Linked DNA regions of Mus musculus: region 2 is linked to region 1. The links are chromatin loops, found by intact Hi-C in ENCODE. Cell type or tissue: heart. All regions are shown on one strand. Each heading gives the region's core, and the rest is flanking DNA. Links, peaks and the distances in the headings are about the cores only.

Region 1 (5,377 bases), core at 127-5,126:
TGGTCTTGAGTTTGCAGCAACTCTCCTGTCTCAGCTCTGGAAGTGCTGGGATTATAGGTATGTACCATGGTGCCAAGGAAGGAAAACTGATGGCACAAATGAAAGAGAGAAAGCAGATATCTCTCTAACTTTATCATACTGAGAGACCCCACCATGCCTGTGGGACAAAGGCGGTTAAGGGCGTATTAACAGGTAGCACACAGCTCCAACAGTAGCCTGCAAATCGGTTCCCTCTGCATGGCACTCACTGCATGGGGAGATACGGATCCAGGGGTCAGGCAACAGCTCACTCGTTATCAGTCTTTTGATTCCCCCCTCATCTCTAGCCTTTCTGCCAGGAGGGTTCTCACAGTGGGAGGGTGGTCTGAAACTCTTGGCCTCGACCTCGCCAGCGTCGTCAGCCCCACTCTCCCACCATTCCACCCTTACCTTTGTACCTGCTGTACAGTTGCTCCAGCTTCTTCTGGTCCACACTGCTCTTCATAGACTCTCGGTGAAACGCCTCGGGGTTTTGGAAGAAACTGTCTGTGGCCTCATCTAGTTTCCACTCATTCTGTGTCAAGCAGTAGATGGCAGTCCTCTCGCTAGCCTGAGTGCATGCCATGAACTGGCGGACCTTGTCCTTCTGAGCTGATTTAAGTTTATGCTTTGGGTTGGAAAAATAAAAGTGGGAAAGCCAATGAAGCCATGTTTGCTCAGCCTGTTCTTAACATCTACGTTGTTTTGTTTGTTTGTTTGTTTTTGTCTGTTTGTTTGTTTTCGAGACAGGGTTTCTCTGTGTAGCCCTGGCTGTCCTGGAACTCACTTTGTAGACCAGGCTGGCCTGGAACTCAGAAGTCCACCTGCCTCTGCCTCCCAAGTGCTGGGATTAAAGGCGTGTGCCACCATGCCCGGCAACATCTACAGTTTTACTCTATTTTTCTGGTTGGGTGACTCCACTTTCGGAACAACAGCAAGCAAAACCCTGCTGTTCATCACTTAAGACTGCATAGTCTTCTGAAAATTGCAATGACATTTTACAGAGAATATCCTGAGGCCAGGAGTGGTGTTGCCAGAGCTGGCCTCGACACAATGAATTCTACGTTAGCCAGGGATATACTGGGAGACCTTGTTTATAAATAAATAAATAAATAAATAAATAATGAATAAATCAGCAAGTCAGCCGCAATTAATCTAGTACATGGTGGCAGAGATGTGGATCTTCAGAGGTCAGCCTGATCTACAAAGTTCTAGGCCAGCCAGGGCTACATAGTAGGTTCATCTTTTAAAAAGCAAGAAAAGAAAAACATTTTTTCTATCTATTCAGTTCCCTTTTTATAGAATATAGTTTTCCCCTTTTAAAACATTAGCACAATGTCTCAGTAATATACATCTGGACTTCTGTCAACAACACAGGGGCCTGAGGCCGTCACGGGGGCCCACCTTCAGAGCCACGAAGCTTCCATTGAGTTCAGGCTGTATGTAATAAATAAGGAGAAGGTGGACAGTTTGGAAGCACGATTGTTTTAGAGGTTTTCCTAATTTAAAAGCAGAATTGTGCCGATGGAAAGCCAATTAACTGAGAATTTCATTGGAGGCAGTAACTTAAGGACCATGGCAAGCTTGACAAAAGGTGCTTATAACAAAGTAGTAGTAGTAAGGCTGTGTTTGAGATGAGGGGGCTGTGGGTGGGCGGTGCGTAACAAACCGCCACACAACGGTGCTTAGACAGTCTACAGTGACACAGGATAGCTCTGGAGCTTTCCACACTAGCACGGCTACTTCTCTAAATAACTTGGAGAAAGTAACAGCACAAGTGACTGGCTCAGTTCTAGAAATCAAAACAGAGTCTGCCATACTCAGGTCTCTTTATTTATTTGGTAGTACTGGGGGTCACCACCGGGTCCTCATGCATGCCTGGGAAGAGCCATGCTGCGGTGCTGATGACATATCACCAGTCTTGACAGAAGGTTCATACAATAAGAAGGGAACAAGTTTTACCTAAGAGGATTACACTTAATCTTGTTCCAATGAAGATGAGAATTTATAGCAATGCTGAATAAACTTTAACTTACAGAAATGCATAATGAGCACCAATGAGCACCAAGATACAGATGAAGAACTAAAGGGGAAAAGGAGGTAAGAACAGGGTTAGAATATAAGACATGCATACCAATGGGAGCAAAAGCAGGCTCCAAGCCTCCTAGCTGCTACAGCAAAGAAGGAAATGTGATTAGGTTAGGAAAAGCTCTTGTAATAACATGTAAAAGTCTACCAATGGATAGACATAGTCCTGCGCTCCTGGCCTCAATCCTGAGGGAATGGTCCTCACATTATAAGATGTGTGCAATGCCCCCTGTAAATATGCAAATACCAACAACAAACAGAGCACATTCCAGAGTCCTAAGGCAAACATCACTGTTGACCCAGCAGGCATAAGATGATGCAGTCCAAAATACATCATGCTTGACTAGGCGCTGCAGACCCCGGGTATGAAACCTTTGGGGGCTTCCGATGAGAAGACAGACTTCCTCAGGCTCTAAATGGCACCAGTCTCATGCTTTTCTCCTCCTGAGTATGCAGGAGAGGCCTCCAGGGACACCACGATTTGTGATACCACAAGAGGATGAACACAGAAAGACTGAGACCTTCTTTAAAAAACACGGAACGCTTCATGAATTTGCAGGCTGACCTTGAACAGGGGCCACGCTAATCTCTGCATTGTTCTAATTTTAGTCTGTGCTGCTGAAGAGAGCAGAAGAACTTATCTTTTAAAATACTGGACAGTAAGATATTTTCAGATATGTAAGGCAAAAAAAAAAATGATTCACTGTTGCAAATTTTTAAAAGATCTTTGGCATTTTTATTTATTATTTTCATGTGTATGTGTGTTTTGCCAGCTATCTGTTTATGCACCATATGTGTGCAGTATCCCTGGAGGCCAGCAGAGGGTGCTGGATACACCAAGACTGGACTTCTAGAGGGTTGTGAGTTGCCGTGTGAGTATTGGGAGTCAACCCCAGGTCTTCTAGGAGAGCTGCCAGGTGCTCTTGACAGCTGACCCCACTATTACAAATTCTAAAATATGTTTACTTATACACACACTTATTCCTGGCATGGTAAATTCTGATGACCATGATTATAAGTGATTACATAAACAAAGCACTCTGCAATCCCAATTACTAAAGACACACAGGGTTCCTGAGACAAAGGCCTAGACAGTGAACACCACAGGCTACGGCCATGCAGTTTTTCACTCATGCTCAGCTCTGCAGAATAAAGCCAACAGTTTAGACACTATGAACATGCAAATAAAACATACAGGCAGCTGCTGGTTTGTTGGTTCTAATCTGCTGCCCCAGTATAGGTTCTGAAGGAATATATTCTAAATACTATTCCTTAAAACTAAACTTTTAAAAAGAATAGGCAAAGAACTCAATGTCCATTCTTAGCTAAGATCAAATTTAGTTAAATTAGGACAGATCTTATACACTCTCGTAGTCATCTGACAACTGATAGAGACAGCATCTTTTTATGAGTCTGACAATCTCCCCAAGGGAAGACTGGCATAGCCAGAAATATGTAAAAAGCCTTAAGAGAAAGGCAAATTTGCCATCCCCAAATGGCCCTCTATTAAGAATAGACAAGGCATCTTTACAGTGAAATAGCTGTTAGAGCTAGATTCAAAAGTTCTGTTATGGTTATAAAACTAATTTTGGTATACATATACAGAGTATCATTCAGTCGTAAAAAGGGATGAAGTAATGACAAAGCCACAATGTGAATCTTAAAAACACGGTGTTCACTGAAATAACCAGACACAAAGGCCATACAGTATAGAAAATGCTATATGCTATGTGTGGAATATGCAAATTCGTAGGTTAGTAGCTACCAGGGGCTGAGGGGGAGGGAGGAACTTGGAAATGCTTATGGGTACATGGTTTTCTTTGAGGTGATGAAATGTTTTGGAACTAGATGGGGTGGTGTGCACAGTACTGGGACCACACTAATCACTATAAACTTGTACCCTAAAAGAAAACTTCAGGATAGCAAGCAAGAACCTCCAGGTCTACCCACCGGATAGGTCTCTGGAGCAGCCACACTATTATTATTATTATTATTATTATTATTATTGACAAGCGTAACACCACAGAGTGCTGCAAGTCAAGACACTGTAGACATACTCCTGAAGTCAGGATGACGCCTGGGTCTGAGCCATATAACTCCTAAAGTCACCCTCCACCCCCAGTGTATGACAACTTAGCTTCACTTACTGCAAAGAGCCTACGTCATAGACACAAGTACATCAGGCACTCACCGACTTTTTGAATGACCTCTATGTTAGAGAGTGGGCAGAGGTGGAGACAGGGAAATAATCAGACCCCTCCGATATATTAAAACTGGCTTATCTATATAGGATACCCCCACCAACTGCAGACCTCAGGAGAGTACCAACATGTGCAGCAGTGTATTACACACAGGAGGAGCCAGGAGCTGGCACCACAGTCACATGGTCTGATGTTAGCCTTTACAGATTAAACATCGTATCCAGATGCTGGCTGTGGTGGTGCAGGCCTTTACTCCCAGAATTTGGGAGACAGAGGAAACTAGATCTCTGATTTGGGGATAGCCTGTCTACATAGTGAGTTCCAGGCCAGCCAAGGATACATACTGAGACCCTCCACCCCACACCCCTTATGGTCTTCCCCACTACTCCCGCCATAAAGAAAGTGCCTGGCGAAGCAGCTCAGTGTGCTCACTGCATGAGCTGGACAGCTGAGTTCCACCCTCAGAGCCTACACAAGAGGGAAAGGGGAGGGGAGGGGAGGGGAGGGGAGGGGAGGGGAGGGGGGAGAGGAGGGAAGAACTGACTCCACATGTCCACCTCAGAATAAAAGAAATGATAAGATTTATTTCTATTTTATGTGTATTTTATGTCTGCATGTCTAGTGCCCATGGGAGCCAGAAGAGGGTGACGGATCCCTGACATCAAGGACATCAGTGAGCTGCTGTGTGGGTGCTGGAACCCAACCCTGAGTCTCCCTGAAAGTTCTCTTAACTGCTGAGCCATTTCTGTGGCTCCAGTAATAAAGGTTTTTAAAAACAATAATCAAGAGATAAATCTAAGGAGTGTTTGCTTTGCATTAAAAAAGTTAAGAGAACGGGGGTTCAGTGGGAAGAAATGGGAATTGGTAATAACTTTCTTATGAAAAATGCCTCATAAACCAAACATTTACAGACAAATTAAGAGAGCGTCAAGTCCATCCGTGTGTGAAATCCATGCTAAGGTCTGCTCAGGCAAGTGACTTTCATTAGAGCTTCCCTTGTCACGGAAGCCAAAGCATTGGGGGCATTTTCTCTTCCATTATTCTAGTGTTTAAAATGCATAGGACTTTAA
Region 2 (5,377 bases), core at 243-5,242, 610 kb before region 1:
CGATGGTACAGTCCATTGTGATCAGAGGTCCTTGTGGCAGGAACTTGAAGCACCTGGTCACATCAACAGGAAGCAAAAATGTGAATGTCTATGCTCAGTTAGCTTTCTCCTTGATTGCACTGTAGGACTCAAGCCGAGAGAATGGTACCATCCGCTTTGGGGGTGACTCTTCCCACTTTAGCTATCCCAATAAAATACATGATGTATCACAGGCATGCCCAGAGGCTTGTCTCCCAGGTGACTGTCAATCCTGTCAAGATGACAATCAATGTTAATTAACTTCACATCCATTTACTGAATCCTAGCCTTTACACCTGATTCTAAACATTGCTGCATTGGACACCAGGCCTTCAACAAGCGACCTCTGGCAGGACATTTAAGATCTGAACCATGACAGAGGTCTTTGAATAACTAACTTAGAGTCAAGCTTCATTCATCCCACTGAAAACCTGAATAAAAAGAGCACAAAAGGGGGCTGGAGATATGGCTCAGTGGTTAAGAGCACTGACTGCTCTTCCAGAGGTCCTGAGTTCAAATCCCAGCAACCACATGGTGGCTCACAACCATCTGTAATGAGATCTTATGCCCTCTTCTGCTGTGTCTGAAGATAGCTACAGTGTACTTACATATAATAATAAATAAATAAATCTTTTTTTAAAAAAAAAAGAGCAAAAAAGGCTGACCTAAGCAAGATGGCTTTTACAGAGACCATCTACTCAGCAGACTCAGCCCTGTTAGTCCCACATGGTAGAGACAGTACCTTAAAGTCTCATGCACCCCATAAAATGCTGACTGGCAAGAAAACTAGGACCTCAGCAGGACACTAGACTCAAGGGAGACATAAGACTCATTTGACTGTGTTCCTAGCCCACTCAAGGGTCTGTCAATGCAGAATGAAGTCCCTCCAGGCTCTGCCTCAGTCAAGACATGTAAGTTCACATAAGCTGAGCAGACATAGGGAAGACCCGAGAAGCCAGGTATAAAAGTCAGGTGAGAGTATAAGATGAGTGGAAAGAGTAGTCACCCAACACAAGGCAGTTTTCTGGACACAGTTTGAGTCCAGAAAAAAATAAGTGCAAACTTGCAAACATATGGAGAAATAATAGCAGGGGCAGTAGGGGTGGGGGGCTCAGGCCAAAGGCACAGAAATGGGCACTGAGGGCAGAACCATGGGAGAAAGGTACACTTCAGGTAAGCATACCGGTCCTCACATACACAAAGGGCCAACGAGGCAGTGAACACAAGAGCGCAGTGAGGACCCATGGGAGCCTGGCAGGCCGGGTTTGAACCCATGGACTGATGGAGGGAGAGAACCGGCCACATAAAGTTGTCAAGTTGTCGTCTGACCTCCACACACGCCTTGTTGCATGCACACATCTGTACTCTGAGTTCTGACTGGTCAACATAAAAAAAATCAGTGATTTTGAGAAAAGTGGCAGACCTCACCTCGTGCCTCCAGAGATGAACATCTGCAGAGATCATCCAGTACTCTGCATGAGAGATTTCTCTGTCTCTCCCTCCCCCTGCCATCTGCTTATTTAGTCAATAGCTTGTGGGTGTTAGTGTAATAGCTATTTTCTCAAACTATAACTGAACACCCAGGAAGCTTCAGGAAGAATGTATTCCAGCCAGCAGTTTGAGAGTACAGTCCACTACCATGTCAGGGAAAGAGTCAGGGCTGCAGCCAGAGCACAAGGCCATCTGCTCACATTTCAGTCCACCAGGAAACAGGACATGAAGTAGGGCCAACGCACCCAGAGTCCTGTTCTTTCCAGTGAGGCCTCATGTCCCGGTGTTTCCATAGTCTTCCAAGGTAGTACTACCAGCAGCCAGTGTGGAAGCCAGGACTACGGGGAGCAGCCCTGCACTACATGTGCCATTGGTCACTGATTCCCCTTCCCTATCAACAGCACTGGAAAGTGGAGGGAAAGTGCGCAGCTAGGCAAGCTGATTCCTGCATTGCTATAATCCTGCTGTGTGGCTGTCACAGAACTGCGTAAGCACCCTGAAACATAACTAACCGAGCTGTAGTATGGCCACCACCAGAACTGTGGCAGTAAATCTAAGACCTCCTAAACAGCTATGGGAAGTGCATTCTAACAATCTGAACCTCCACTTTTGAATGCATTGCTTCGTGAGGAAAACCTACAGGTGAGACCATTTCTCTCAGCAATATGGAAACATTGGCCTTATCACATTGGACCTGCCTGTAGGGAGTGAAGGCATTGCTGGAGTTCCTGTTACGGCAGAGCTCGGCTTCTTCAATTGGCCAGATTACCATGATCACCACAGTACAGCACAGCACAGCACACCTAATGGGGACTGCGCCACAAAAATAAAACTTAGCAACAGAGTTTAATTCTAAAGCCCGCATTGAAGTCATGATAGACTATAAGATACAGTTGCGCTTCTCATTGTAACACATTAATAAATTAGAAGATTGATTTAAAAAACAAAACAAAAACAAACCCTCACCAGGTAACCTCACGGTGACCCAGAGCTATGGGTGCTGCTCAGAGTTCAAAAAACAAAAACATGTGATCCTCCCAAAGCCCCCTGGGTGCTTCGAGTGAGTGTAAGTTCCCTGTAGCTCTTTTTCGAGCTCCTGTGTCTAGCCTTGCCATGATCAGAACTATTTTTGAAAAGATGTCCTTTACTATAGTTCCTGCAGGGAAACCCCACACTCCGGTTACAACAGGTCCCTACGGGGTGGGCGAGGTGCCAGAAAAAATCTGCCTGTGGTCCAGTCTTCTTTTGTCTCATCTCCAGGCTACACCAGAAGAGAGGGAGACTGGCCTGCGCCTTTTGGAACCTAAGGTGTTGCACCTGGGCGCACCCTACCTGAGGAGGTTCAACTATGCATCATTCTGCCTACTTCATACAGGTGGCTGAGGCTGGAGGCGGATGCTCGGAGCACTGATCCATCCATTAGCTGGCCTGTGCTGCCCTCTGCCGGCCAGTGGGGTTTAACAGCCACCCTAAGCCGAGAGAGACCTGGAATTGGAGCCAGCTGACTGCTTTGAGAGAAAACCTGTTAGGAATGGACTTTTGAGGGCGTTCCCTTTCCTGTGCAAGTGAGTTTTGGTCCTACAGAGGAAGGGTAAAGCTGGGAAAGTGGCTTGTTTTCATAAAGTCTGTGAGGCGCTTCCACTCAGGTGCCGAAAGGGAGATCAGGAGGTAGCAGTGTTCCAAGAAGCCCTCTAACCAACGATTTCCAATCTTCCCACCGGTGGCAAAACTCCCAGAGGGCACAGTTTCAAGATTCAGTTTTTCCACCTTTAAAACGGAGACGAATGTGACCTTGCAGGATTTTGAGAGGGTGAGGATTTCTGTAAAGTGCCAGTGAGGTGTGCAAGCCCTGTCCCTGTGTAAGTGTAGCTGCCAAGCCTCATCAAAGAAGGTTCTCTTTACACCTAACAGAGACCGTCCCAGAAGACAGCTCGATACAATGCAAGATCACCAGATCCCAACAGATACATCTGCATCACAGCTCCTGCATCCACGGCCGAGGGAACTTGGAGGAAGTAGGCGTGGGAAGATTGTAAGAGCCTGTATACCAAGAAGTCTGCCGTGAGCATCTCTCCTGGAAATGGCTGCATAAACTAGACCGAAGCAGTGGCATATCTGATGGACATGTTAACGTGGAAGGGAGAGGTTTTCTTGGGGTTCCACCCCTAGACAAAGACCTACAGGCCACTAGTGGCTGCTGGGAGAGAGAGTTAGCTACTCCCAGAGATGGACCCCTTTATTTGTTGCACAATGCAGAGTGGTCAGCCTTGAAACCATATACAGCAGCAAAAGGAACAGGCTTAGCAGGTTGTATTTACATATAATTGTGAATACACATACATACTAATCTATAGATGTATGTGAAAATAATTTTTAAAGAAGGGTACTTAACTTGAGCACTGGGGCTTGAGAGGGACTGGAGGACAGAGATCTGGCAGGGGCTGGAAGAAAGTGAGGGGAGCGATGTAATTCTATTGTTAAAATGTATTTTTTAAGTGCCTGTGAGGGGCTGGAGACATGGCTCAGCAGTTAAGAATGCTGAATTCTCCTGCAGATGACTAGGTTCAGTTCTGAACACTCGCATGCCAGCTCACAACCATCTATCTGTAACTCCACATCCAGGGATCTGACCCTTCTGACTTCAGTGGCTCCCAGATGCCCAAAGTACACACACATACACATACAAATAGAATCGGTATATAATTAAGAGTGCCTGCAGACACCTAGAAATGGCAGCTGTGAAGAAGGACATGTAATTTTCACTAAATGTCAGGATGAGAAATTTATCAAGATTCTGTTACAGGTTTTCAGGGTCAAAGCCTGGGTGCTGAAAGTCTAAACTTGACTGTTTATGCACAGTATGTTTGTGCTGTGCCCTGTATGTCAATTAAAGATACAAGCAATAATAAAAATCAGAGAACATTTTATTGAGTGTGTCCACATGGGAAAGAGAAGAAAGGGCCCAGTGACACTCAAGTGTACTTCTGGATTCTGACAGGAGGCTTAAACAGGCAGGGGTGTTCCTGACTACACAGTCCTGGCCAAGGTGTGGTCCTGCTCCTCACTGGCCCGGCATTGTCTAAGCTCCAGTCTCTCCGGTAAGGTGCCCTGACAAGCAGGAACTCTGGGAGGTCTCCTTCTGAGAGGCAGGCTCCTCCCCTGGATGCCGCCAAGGCTTTATGCTTTCCTCTCCCCCAGAGGGATCCCTGAGGAAATGTTCTTGAGGTTCATGATTTAAACCATCAGATACTCACAGGAGTAGGCCTAAGTGTTTGTTCAGAACGTTGTCTCTCCTATCAGGATGGTTATAATTCCCTCAGGCTCATCTCATCACACCGTGTTCATTTCAAAACAAAATCTAGGGGACCTGGAGAGATGTTTCAGTGGCTAAGAGCAACTACTGCTTTCCCAGAGGACCCAAGTTAGGTGCCCTGCACCCATGTCAGGCTCACGGCTGCCGGTAACTGCAGATCCAGCACCCTCTCTGGCCTCTAAACACACTTGCACTTAATATACTCATACACCTCACACAGACAGGTAACTTAGGATACAGCAAAAAAAAGTTTAAAGAAAGGAACATCATTTATCAACACATGGATAGCTGTTACACCATTTCCTGTATTAAAAATGGATCAAAGATAACCTAAAATTTAGCCAAGAACCTGCAGGGGTGACCTGACTTTAATAGTGGGCTCAGCGAGGTCTGGCTGGGTGATCGCTCACAGTCTCAGCCAGGAAAGCTAGTCTTGTCCACAAGTCCTGGAGCTTTCAATAGTCACAAATTACAATGACATTGTCTTCGTCAGGATTTCAGTTGCTGTGATGAGACACCATGACCAGAGGAACTTGGAGACGAAAGGGTTAATTC

The links. A loop is a pair of places that touch in the nucleus more often than their neighbours do. Peaks named below come from ENCODE experiments on the same cell type or tissue, not always from the same donor. Only the 100,000 strongest peaks of a DNase experiment are listed, where the experiment ranks them.
Region 2: it touches region 1 in a loop (3-fold over the local background); 1 of 42 quality-filtered maps calls a loop at or near these places.

What each region holds. Positions count from the first base shown.
Region 1 is chr8:13,280,480-13,285,856 of GRCm38, forward strand. Dcun1d2 (DCN1, defective in cullin neddylation 1, domain containing 2 (S. cerevisiae)) reads right to left here. Exons shown (of 7, transcript NM_001024504.2): 2 at 430-646. It also overlaps the pseudogene Gm25014. Among named protein-coding and RNA genes, the nearest start is that of Tmco3, 4.8 kb to the right of the region's middle. In heart, for the core only: a CTCF peak has its summit at 2,903 (motif pointing right); no DNase peak of the experiment used is centred there; H3K27ac peaks cover 578 bases.
Region 2 is chr8:12,674,805-12,680,181 of GRCm38, forward strand. It overlaps 4931415C17Rik (RIKEN cDNA 4931415C17 gene), which reads left to right. Exons shown (of 2, transcript NR_166502.1): 2 at 2,770-4,421. Among named protein-coding and RNA genes, the nearest start is that of 4931415C17Rik, 5.1 kb to the left of the region's middle. In heart, for the core only: a CTCF peak has its summit at 2,955 (motif pointing left); a DNase peak (open chromatin) is centred at 2,937; H3K27me3 peaks cover 3,179 bases.